Regions from separate parts of the Homo sapiens genome. Here region 2 is linked to region 1. The links are chromatin loops, found by intact Hi-C in ENCODE. Cell type or tissue: dorsolateral prefrontal cortex. All regions are shown on one strand. Each heading gives the region's core, and the rest is flanking DNA. Links, peaks and the distances in the headings are about the cores only. Region 1 overlaps PIK3R6 (phosphoinositide-3-kinase regulatory subunit 6). Region 2 overlaps CCDC42 (coiled-coil domain containing 42).

Evidence for each region. Hi-C counts contacts between places; a loop is a spot of excess contacts. Peaks named below come from ENCODE experiments on the same cell type or tissue, not always from the same donor. Only the 100,000 strongest peaks of a DNase experiment are listed, where the experiment ranks them.
Region 2: it touches region 1 in a loop (5-fold over the local background); 1 of 110 quality-filtered maps calls a loop at or near these places.

The regions. Positions count from the first base shown.
Region 1 is chr17:8,809,506-8,814,881 of GRCh38, forward strand. The region is part of intron 18 of PIK3R6 (phosphoinositide-3-kinase regulatory subunit 6); the gene reads right to left. Among named protein-coding and RNA genes, the nearest start is that of MFSD6L, 13 kb to the left of the region's middle. In dorsolateral prefrontal cortex, for the core only: no CTCF peak of the experiment used is centred there; no DNase peak of the experiment used is centred there.
Region 2 is chr17:8,725,024-8,730,399 of GRCh38, forward strand. It overlaps CCDC42 (coiled-coil domain containing 42), which reads right to left. Exons shown (of 7, transcript NM_144681.3): 7 at 4,912-5,184. The coding sequence ends at 5,107. Among named protein-coding and RNA genes, the nearest start is that of CCDC42, 17 kb to the right of the region's middle. In dorsolateral prefrontal cortex, for the core only: no CTCF peak of the experiment used is centred there; a DNase peak (open chromatin) is centred at 2,441.

The DNA.
Region 1 (5,376 bases), core at 254-5,253:
ACAGTGGCTCATGCCTGTAATCCCAGCACTTTGGGATGCTTGAGTTCCAGGCATTAAAGTAGGAGGATCACTTGAGTCCAGGAATTTGAGACTAGCCTGGGCAACGTAGTGAAACCTCTTCTCTACAAAAAATTAAAAAATTAGCTGGGCATAGTGGCTTGCACCTGTGGTCTCAGCTACTCAGGAGGTTGAAGTAGGGGGATCAATAAGATATGGGCTGGTGGAATGGATAAGAAAAACAGGATCCAACTGTATGCTGCATACAAGAAATCTGCCTAACTGTTAAAGACATTTACACTCTAAGGGGTGGAAAAAGATATTTCACACAAATCAAACCAAAAACAAGTAGGAGTAGCTATACTTATATCAGATAAAACAGAGTTTAAATCAACAGTAAAAAAAGACAAGGTCATCTATAATGATAAAGGGATCAATTCAACAAGAAGACATAACAATTCTAAATAAATATGCACCCAACACTGGAGCACCCAGATTCCTAAATACTACTAGATCAAAGAGATAGCCACTGTATTAATCCATTTTCACACTGCTGATAAAGACATACCTGAGACTGGGAAATTTACAAAAGAAAGAGGTTTAATGGACTTACAGTTCCACATGGCTGGGGAGGCCTCACAATCATGGAAGAAGGCAAAGGAGGAGCAAAGTCACGTCTAACATGGATGGCAGCAGGCAAAAAGAGAGCTTGTGCAGGGAAACTCCTTCTTATATCACCATCAGATGTCATGAGACTTACCCACTATCACGAGAACAGCATGGGAAAGACCTGTCCCCATGATTCAATTACCTCCCACCAGGCCCCTCCCACAACATGTGGGAATGCAAGATCAGATTTGGGTAGGGACACAGCCAAACCACATCATTCCACTGCTGGCGCCTCCCAAATCTCATGTCCTCACATTTCAAAACCAATCATGCCTTCCCAACAGTCCCCTGTCTTAACTCATTTCAGCATTTACTGAAAAGTCCACAGTCCAAAGTCCAAAGTCTTATTTGAGACAAGGCAAGTCCCTTCTGCTTATGAGCCTGTAAAATCAAAAGCAAGTTAGTTACTTCCTAGATACAACAGGGGTACAGGCATTGAGTGAAAACAGCCATTCCAAATGGAAGAAGTTGGCCAAAACAAAGGGGCTACAGGCCCCATGCAAGTCTGAAGTCCAGAAGGGGAGTCAAATCTTAAACCTCCAAAATGATCTCCTTTGACTCCATGTCTCACATCCAGGTCACACTGTTGTGAGAGGTGGGTTCCCATGGTCTTGGACAGCTCTGCCCCTATGGCTTTGCAGGGTTCTGCCTCCCTCCCAGCTGCTTTTATGGGCTGGCGTTGAGTGTCTGCAGCTTTTCTAGGCACACGTGCAAGCTGTCAGTGGATCTATCATTCTGGGTCTGGAGGATGGTGGCCCTCTTCTCACAGCTCCTAGCCCCAGCAGGGACTCTGCATGGGGGCTCTGACCCCACATTTCCCTTCTGCACTGCCCTAGCAGAGGTTTTCTATGAGGGCCTTGCCCCTGCAGCAAACTTCTGCCTGGGCATTCAGGCATTTCCATATATCCTCTGAAATCTAGATGGAGGTTCTCAAACCCTAATTCTTGACTTCTGTGCACTTGCAGGCTCAACACCACATGAAAGCTGCCAAGCCTTAGGGCTCGCACCCTCTAAAGCCATGGCCCGAGCTCTACATTGGTCCCTTTCAGCCATGGCTGGAGCAGCTGGGATGCAGGACACCAAGTCTCTAGGCTGCACACAGCACGGGTACCCTGGGCCCAGCCCATGAAACCATTTTTTCCTCCTAGGTCTCAGGGTCTGTGATGGGAGAGGCTGCTGTGAAGACCTCTGACATGCCCTGGAGACATTTTCCCCATTGTCTTGGGGATTAACATTTGGCTCCTCATTGCTTATGCAAATTTCTACAGCCAGCCTGAATTTCTCCTCAAAAAATGGGATTTTCTTTTCTATTGCATTGTCAGGTTGCAAATTTTCCAAACTCTTATGCTCTGCTTCCCTTATAAAACTGAATGCCTTTAACAGCACCCAAGTCACCTCTTGAATGCATTGCTGCTTAGAAGTTTCTTCTGCCAGATACCCTAAATCATATCTCTCAAGTTCAAAGTTCCACAAAAATGCCACCAGTTTTGCTAAAATATAAGAGTCACCTTTGCTCCAGTTCCCAACAAGTTCCTCATTTCCATCTGAGACCACCTTAGCCTGGACTTTATTGTCCATATCGCTATCAACATTTTGGGCAAAACCATTCAAAAAGTCTCTAGGAAGTTCCAAGCTTTCCCATTTTCCTGTCTTCTTCTGAGCCCTCCAAACTGTTCCAACCTCTGCCTGTTACCCAGTTCCAAAGTTGCTTCCACATTTTCAGGTATCTTTTCAGCAGCACCCCATTCTACTGGTACCAATTTACTCAATCCATTTCACACTGCTGATAAAGACATACCTGAGACTGGGAAATTTACAAAAGAAAGATGTTTAATGGACTTACAGTTCCACATGGCTGGGGAGGCCTCACAATCATGGCAGAAGGCAAGGAGGAGCAAGTCACATCTTAGATGGATGGCAGCAGGCAAAAAGAGAGCTTGTGCAGGGAAACTCCTTCTTATACCACCATCAGATCTTGTGAGACTTATTCACTATCACAAGAACAGCACAGGAAAGACCTACCCCCATGATTCAATTACCTCCAACTGGGTCCCTCCCACAACATGTGGGAATTCAAGATGAGATTTGGGTGTGGACACAGCCAAACCACATCAGACACCAATAGAATAATAGAGGGAGACTTTAGTACTCCATTGATGCACTAGACAAATTATCAAGGCAGAAAATCAACAAAGAAACTCTGGACTTAAATTGGCCTCTAGACCAAATGGACCTAACAGACATTTACAGAACAATCTACTCTACAACTGCAAAATGTAATTCTTCTCATTTGCACATGGAACATTCTCAAAAATTGGCCATATGCTAGACCACAAGGTGAGTCTCAATAAATTTTTTAAAAACCTGAAGTCATATCAAGTAACTTCTCAGACCACAGTGGAATAAAACTAGAAATCAACACCAAGAGGAACCCTCAAAACTATTTAAATACATGAGAATTAAATAATTTGCTCCTGAATGATTGTTGCATCAATGATAAAATTAAGGCAGAAATAAAAAAATTTTTGAAATGAATGAAAATAGAGACACAACATACCAAAACCTCTGGAGTACATCAAAAGCAGTGCTAAGAGGGAAGTTTATAGTGTTAAATGCCTATATAAAAAAGATGGATCTCAAATCAATAACCTAATGTTGCATGTCAAGGAACTAGAAAAATAAGAACAAACCACACCCTAAGCTAGCAGAAGAAAATAACAAAGATCAGAGCAGAACTAAATGGAATTGGGACAAAAAAATACGAAGGATCAACGAAATGAAAAATTGGTTCTTTGAAATGATAAACAAAATTGATAGACCACTAGCTAAGTTAACCAAGAAAAAAAGAGAGAAGAATCAAATAAGCACAATCAGAAATGAGAAAGGTATCATTACAATTGATACAACAGAAATGCAAAAGATCATCAGAGACCTATAAGCATCTCTATGCACACAAACAGGAAAATCTAGAGGAAATGGATAAATTCCATTTATCTAGGAACATACAACTTCCAAAGATTGAACCAAGAGGAAATAGAATCTTGAACACACCAATAATGAGTAATGAAATTGAATTAGTAATAAAAAAAACTCTCAATTAAAAAAAACCTCAGGAGCAGATGGGTTCACAGTGGAATTCTACAAGACATACAAGGAAGAACTGATACTAATCTTACTGACACCGTTCAAAAAACATTGAGAAGAAGGGAATCCTCCCTAATTCATTCTATGAAGCCAGGGTCAGTCACTCTGATACCAAAGCTAGGCAAGAACACAACAACAACAAAAAAAACTATAGACCAATATGCCTGATGAACATAGATGCAAAAATCCTCAACAAAGTACTAGCAAACCAAATTCAACAGTGAATCAAAAAGATAATGCACTGCAATCAAGTGAGTTTTATTCCAACAATGCAAGGTTGGTTCAACATACACAAATCAATAAATGTGACTCACCACATAAACATAATTAAAAACAAAAATTATGCAATTGTATTAATAAATTCAGAAAAAGCATTTCATAAAATCCAGCATCTCTTCATGATAAAAGCCCTTACCAAAGTAGCAATAGAAGGAACATATCTCAAAATAATAAAAGCCATATATGACAAACCCACAGTCAACATCACACTGAGTGGGGAAAAATTGAAAGCATTACCTCTAAGAACTGGAATAAGGCAAGGATGCCCACCGTCACTACTCCTATTCAACATAACAGAAGTCCTAGTTAGAGCAGTCAGAAAAGAGAAAGAAATAAAAGGCATCCAAATTGGAAAAGAGAAAGTGAAATTATCCCAGCTCCAGAGTGACAGGCATAATAAGCAGGCTTACCCACCCCTCATCCCTGGCCCCCTTTACTCGCTGAGGCAGGAGCCCAGAGGACTCATTTCTGGAAAAACAAAACTATCCTAGCAAAGAGACTTGCAGATACTGACATCTGGGATCCCCCCACAGAAAGAACCATGGGCTTCTGACTGCCCACTGAGAAGCCCACCATTGACCCAGGTTTTTAGTGCTCCACTCTTTAGTTCAGAGAGAGATCTTTTTTTTTTTTTTTTTTTTTTGAGACAGAGTCTTACCCTGTTGCCCAGGCTGGTGTGCAATGGCGTGATCTCGGCTCACTGCAACCTCCGCCTCCCAGATTCAAATGATTCTCCTGCCTCAGCCTCCCAAGTAGCTGGGATTACAGGCATGCACCACCATGCCCAGATAATTTTTGTATTTTTAGTAGAGGTGGGGTTTCACCATGTTGGCCAGGCTGGTCTCGATCTCCTGACCTCGTGATCCGCCCTCCTCTGCCTCCCAAAGTGCTTGGATTATAGGCATGAGCCACCGTGCCCAGTCAAGAGACCATATTAGGAGAGACAACAAATAACCATAAAACAAGAAAGAGTCCTTAAATAGCCTAAATTTTCAAAAAATGAATTTGAAGAAAACTCCCCCAAAATTGAAGAAATGACAAAGAAGGACAATGGGAGAAAAAAGATGAGAAAATTAGAGCATTAATTTAGGAGGTCAAACATCCTACTATTCATAGTTCCAGAAAGAGAAAGCAAAGAAATGAAGGGAAGGAAATTATTTTAAAGATTGTATTAGAAAATATCTGAGAATTGAAAGATGTGAGTCTCCAGATTGAGAATTGTCCATCAAAGGTCCAAAATGATGAATGAAAAAAGATCCCACCAAGGTATATTCTTGTGACATTCAG
Region 2 (5,376 bases), core at 300-5,299, 84 kb before region 1:
CTCAGGCCATTGCAGGTGAGGAAGCTGCACTGGGCTGGTGTCACAGCTCTCAGCAGCTCTGATCTCCCAAGAGAAGAAGTTTGGCCTGAGACAGGGGTCTCGTGGGACTCCGCTTGGCCTCAGCACCCTGCTATGCACATGGAAGGCTTCCAGTAAACATTGCTGGGACCGAAAGTCCAGGAGCATAGGAGCTCACTCAGATGCCCAAGTGATCAACCCTAAGATGGCTTGAAAGGAGAAGCACAAGGTTCTAGAGCCCTTCCAGCTGACCGAAAGCCTTGTCCGTAATATGTGGGACCCTGGTCTGGAAGCTAGGGAAAGGGCTTTGAGGGTAAAACCTTGCGAGGAGGGGGGCTGATCCCAAGGGCTAGTAGCTGATCTCACAGAAGCAGAGGCTCTTCAGCTACTCCAGGGAGACCGAGATCACCTGGAAGGGTGCTCAAAGCTTGGTTTTAATCCCATCTTTAGCAGCAGTTTGGAGGTTGTGTATATGGCAAGGCGTTGTGACAGACATGCAGCTGTCTGCCCACCTGCCTGCTTGCAGGCTCAGCTCTTAGTCCCCCAAACCCCTCCAACCCCCTCTTCTGTCCTTCCCCTACTCATCATTCCGCACTCCATGGCCTACACTGGGAGCCTCTTCCTGGTGTTTCAAAGGTGAAAGCTAAGGGGAACCTCAGGCCATTGCTCACGGGTTTGGAGGGGAACCGAGTGCTCTACACTGAGAGTGAGCTCCTGAAGGGCTTCCTTCCTCTTCCCTCCCTTTATCCATAAAACACCCAGAGCCCTACTTCCTGCCTTTGCTGATGAGAACCATTCATTTCTGGAACAAATCAGTTATTTCTGCTCTCGTGAGTTAGTGTCTTTTCTTGCTGGGAAAAACTCCAGTTAGGCCCTTACCTTCATCTTCTTGTTCTTGGAGCGTGATCTCATGCATCTGAGAGTTGGAATCCCTCTTGACCGGGTTGTCTTGGCTTCTTTATGTGGCTATAGGGCCCCGGGTAGCCATGCAGAAGGCCTGAGATGGGGCTGGGGTGGGGTAGGGAAGGAGCGAGGGCCTGTCTGTGACTGCCATTACCCTCCCGATGGGGAGACCCCGTCACTCCGGCGCCTGGGAATCCCTGCACCATTTGGATTTGTTCTCCCTGTGTCTGTGGGCTTGAGTAGGTTTGCGGATTTGTGGCTTCTCTTGTACTCAAGAAATCTGCCTAGACCCACAGAATTTCTTCTGCCCCAGGGCTGGACCACCCTTTTTAAGCATGAAATATGCAACAATATCAGAGTGAGTTATACACATACATAATATGCACATACTAGTTATACATCTGCAGTATCGGGGTGAGTGTATGCACACTTAACAGCATGCACATGCAGAGTTACACACAGGCAATATCAGCGTAAGTTATACACACGTGTAAACACGTGTGTCTCAGGATAAGCTTATGTGTGATCACAGGAGTTCTGAGTGTGACCCTGAGGAGTCCCTGTTTCAGTCAAGCCCTGGAAACTTGGTGGCGCAGGGTGGTGAAGCCGAGGAGGGAGTGCAGAGGAAGGAGGCAGAGGGAGTGCCTTCAGCTTCTCGCACAGGGCCTTGGGTGGTGCTGTAGGGGTGGTGCTGAGGGGGCCTTGCACACTCCAAGAGGAAGTGTGTTCAGGCCGAACAGCCTGGGCTTCTCAAACACCACCTTACAGCGACAGCAGAAGACGGGGCTGTGGGGGGAAGTGTGTATATTGGGGAGTTGGGGGAACTGCCTGTTCTGCGCCTTCTCCCACCTCCCAGGACCCAGACCAGGAGGCTGAACGTGGAGAAGTTATTTCAGCAGCATATCCTTCACCCACGGCCGTTTCTGGAGATCCCCAACCCCTCCATGCCCCTCTGAGCACCCCCTTAGCACTCGCTGTCCTGGGTGTGTGAGGTGACCTCTGCCCTCCATCCACTAGAGACGCCTGTTTGGCCAGGGCCAGCCGGCAGGACTGCAGCCTCCAGCATCCGTTCCTCGCTTCTGAAGGCAGATTTGCCTTGGTTTCGTCACCTGTGAAATGGAGATGATGATAGCGTGGAGGCTTCGGGATAAGTCAGCATGCCTAGGCAGAATTGTATTCTCAGAATTCCTTTTCTTGGGTGTGTCCTGTTAGTGTGGGTCACAGAAAGCTTCCCGTAGGGGATTTGGGGGCGGACTCACTCTGATATTGTTGCATTTTTCAGGCTTAAAGAGGGGCCCAGCCCTGGGGCAGAAGAAATTCTGTGGGTCTAGGCAGATTTCTTGAGTACAAGAGAAGCCACAAATCCACAAACTTACTCAATGCCTGCTGACTGGCGGCATTGGTGTGAGGCGGTGGCCAGGCCTGCATCTGCCCGCCCTCCCCTGGAACCTCCTTCAGTCTCCTGCCCCTGGGCCAGGCGTATGTGTTCATTTCCAGGACGAAGGATCCTGGCTTTGGCAGGACGCCCACACCACCAATTTCAGAAGCAACAAGAACTGACGTGGGTTTCTGTCTGCCTGTCTGTCCTCGGGTCTCCAGCCTGTGCTATGGATTCTGACTTGTCCTTGATCTGCCCCACTTTACCTCCATGCTTCCTTCCCAACCATCTCCCCTGCGAACTTCAAGCCTCAGCATCAGATGGGAAGACAGCTGCTTTATAGACACTGCTTACCCAGTGCCCACAACTGCCTACAGTCAAATCCCTGAAACAAAGCCCTTCACATATACCAGAAGAATCTCTCTCTACCATCTATCTATCTATCTATGTATTTATCTACCTGTGTATCTATCTATGTATCTATGTATCTATTATCTATCTATCTATCTCTACTATCTATTGTCTATCTCCTATCTATCTACCATGTATCTTCTATTTACTATTTATCATCTATCTGTTGATCTATTGATCTGTATCTATCATCTATCTACTATGTATTGTCTATCTCCGATCTATCTACATATTATCTATCTTCTATTTGCTATTTATCTATCATCTAATTTATCATCTATCTTCTATATCTATGTATCTATCATCTATCTGCTATTATCTCCTATCTTATCTACCTACCATCTATCTTCTATTTACTATTTATCTATCCCATCCATCCATCTATCCACCCATCCACCCATCCACCCATCCACCCACCCACCCATCCATCCATCCATCTCTATCTATCTATCTATCTATCTATCAATCTACTTACTTCTCTTGCTAAACGCTGACCCAGGTAGACACGTATTGCTTCTTGAGGTAGGAAATGAGTGGAGCCCAGGTGCTTGAAAGTGTTTGGTCACTGCAGGGCAGTGGTTCTTCAACTTGAGCACGCATCAGAATCATGTGGAGGGCTTCTTAAAACCCAGAGTGCTGGGTCCCACCCCTGGAGTTTCTGATTCTCAGGTCTGGAGTGGGGCCTGAGAATTTAACTGGTAAAGTTGCCAGGTGATGCTGACGCTGCTGGTCCGGGGACCACGCCTGAGAATGACTGCTGTAAGGTGTTGTATGTGAAGGTGAGGGGTTACTGCGGCCACGCAGCGATCCTGGCAGGGCAGCTGCAGCAGTGCCTTCCCTGAGACAACAGGAATCCGGGCAGTCTGAGGGCCCTCTAGGATCACAGGGCCAGGGAGGAGACACGGAGCCTTGTTAAGTCTGCTCCTCAGCCTGCTTTGGGGACAAAAGCACAGGGCCTCTGCTTTCTGGGAGGCAGACTGACGAGGGGGAGAGACCAGGCTCAGGAAGAGCAGACCCAGGGGTGAATCCTGACCCTGTCGTCCTGTAGCCAGGGTTCCCAGGCAAGCATCCTGCTCTGTGAGTCAGGATAATGATGCCTCACTGGGTTTTCAAAAGGCGGATACAAATGAAGTCCCTGTTGAATACATGTTACTTCCCCACGGCTCTCTGACTTGGCTTTTGCTATTGATTTAAAAATGTGCAATTGAGTTTTTGAACCTAAGTTTGAGATTTTACATTGACCTCAATTGAGTTGAGTTTGGCTGGTTTTAATCCATCATCCCAGCCTGCTGAGGTGCTCCTGAGCCTTGAGCTTGTCATTTGGCACATTAGTGATCCCTCCCTAGTTACTGGTGGCCTGCCCAGTAACTAGGGCAGTAACTAGGGCTGTTCCTTCCTTAGCGTTGCTGACACTGGCTTGCATGTTTTAGCGCACACAGTGGGGCAGGGGAGCAGAGCTTGCTCCTGAAGTCAGGGAAGAGTGCTCGACTCAGCACTTTTGCAGCTCTGACCTGGGAAGCTGCCTTCGTAGTTTTAAGTGGGTCTTTGCACCCAAATTAGAAACACCTCATGCTTCTAATCCAAGCACTTTGGGAGGCCAAGGTGGGTGGATCACCTGAGGTTAGGAGTTCGAGACCAGGCTGACCAACATGGTGAAACCTTGTCTCTACTAAAAATACAAAATTAGCCCGGCATGGTGGCGGGCGCCTGTAATCCCAGTTACTCGGGAGGCTGAGGCAGGAGAATCGCTTAAACCCAGGAGGCAGGGGTTGCAGTGAGTCGAGATCGCGCCTTGCACTTCAGCCTGGGCAACTCCATCTCAAAAATAAAATAAAATAAAATAAATAAAAATAAAATAAAATAAAATATAAAATATAAAATTATAAAATATAAAATAAAATATAAAATATAAAATATAAAAAAATAAAATAAAATAAAATAATATAATATAAAATATAAAATAAAATATAAAAGTTTGAAGTGGTGGATGAGAGAAGAGTCCTCTGTACTGACCCTACTGGTTTGTTGCCCACCTGAACACTGACTGTGTGTGAGCCCAAAGGTGAGGGGACACCAGACCTAAGATGTGGTTTCTAGTTCCCAGGCAGCCTAGGTGACCAGCTTTGAGAGTGAGTGCTTGTTGGGGGGGTCCCCCGTCACTGCACTCTTCCCCATGAATAAACTACCAAAGGGCTAGAGAGAACTTGAGAACAAACTTCATATAACATTCACTGTTTTCAGGGATAGAGTGAGGCCCACGGGGGAAAATAAGCAGGTGTCCCTCAGCAGGAAGGCACAGCAGGCATCGGTCCCGAGCTGGACTGACTGGACCGCAGGCTCACGACTTCTTCTTTCACGATCTCTGTCTCAGGACATTCTGGAACAAGGCTGCCTCCTTAAATCCGGACTCGCTGTTGTTCCTTCTTTTTCACCTCTGCCCAGATGTCCGACCGGTCTTGGATAAATTGCTGGATCTAGAAAGGCAAGGAGCCCAGCGTTAACTCCGCCCCCCAGAGGCCTCCCCTGTCCCAAGATGGAGCATCCCAGACATTCACTTGTAAAGAATTCATCATTGCTTTCCTGTGACTGACTTCTTTTTAAATTTTTATTTATTTATTTTTTTGATACAAGAGTCTTGCTCTGTCACCCAGGGTGGAGTGCAGTGG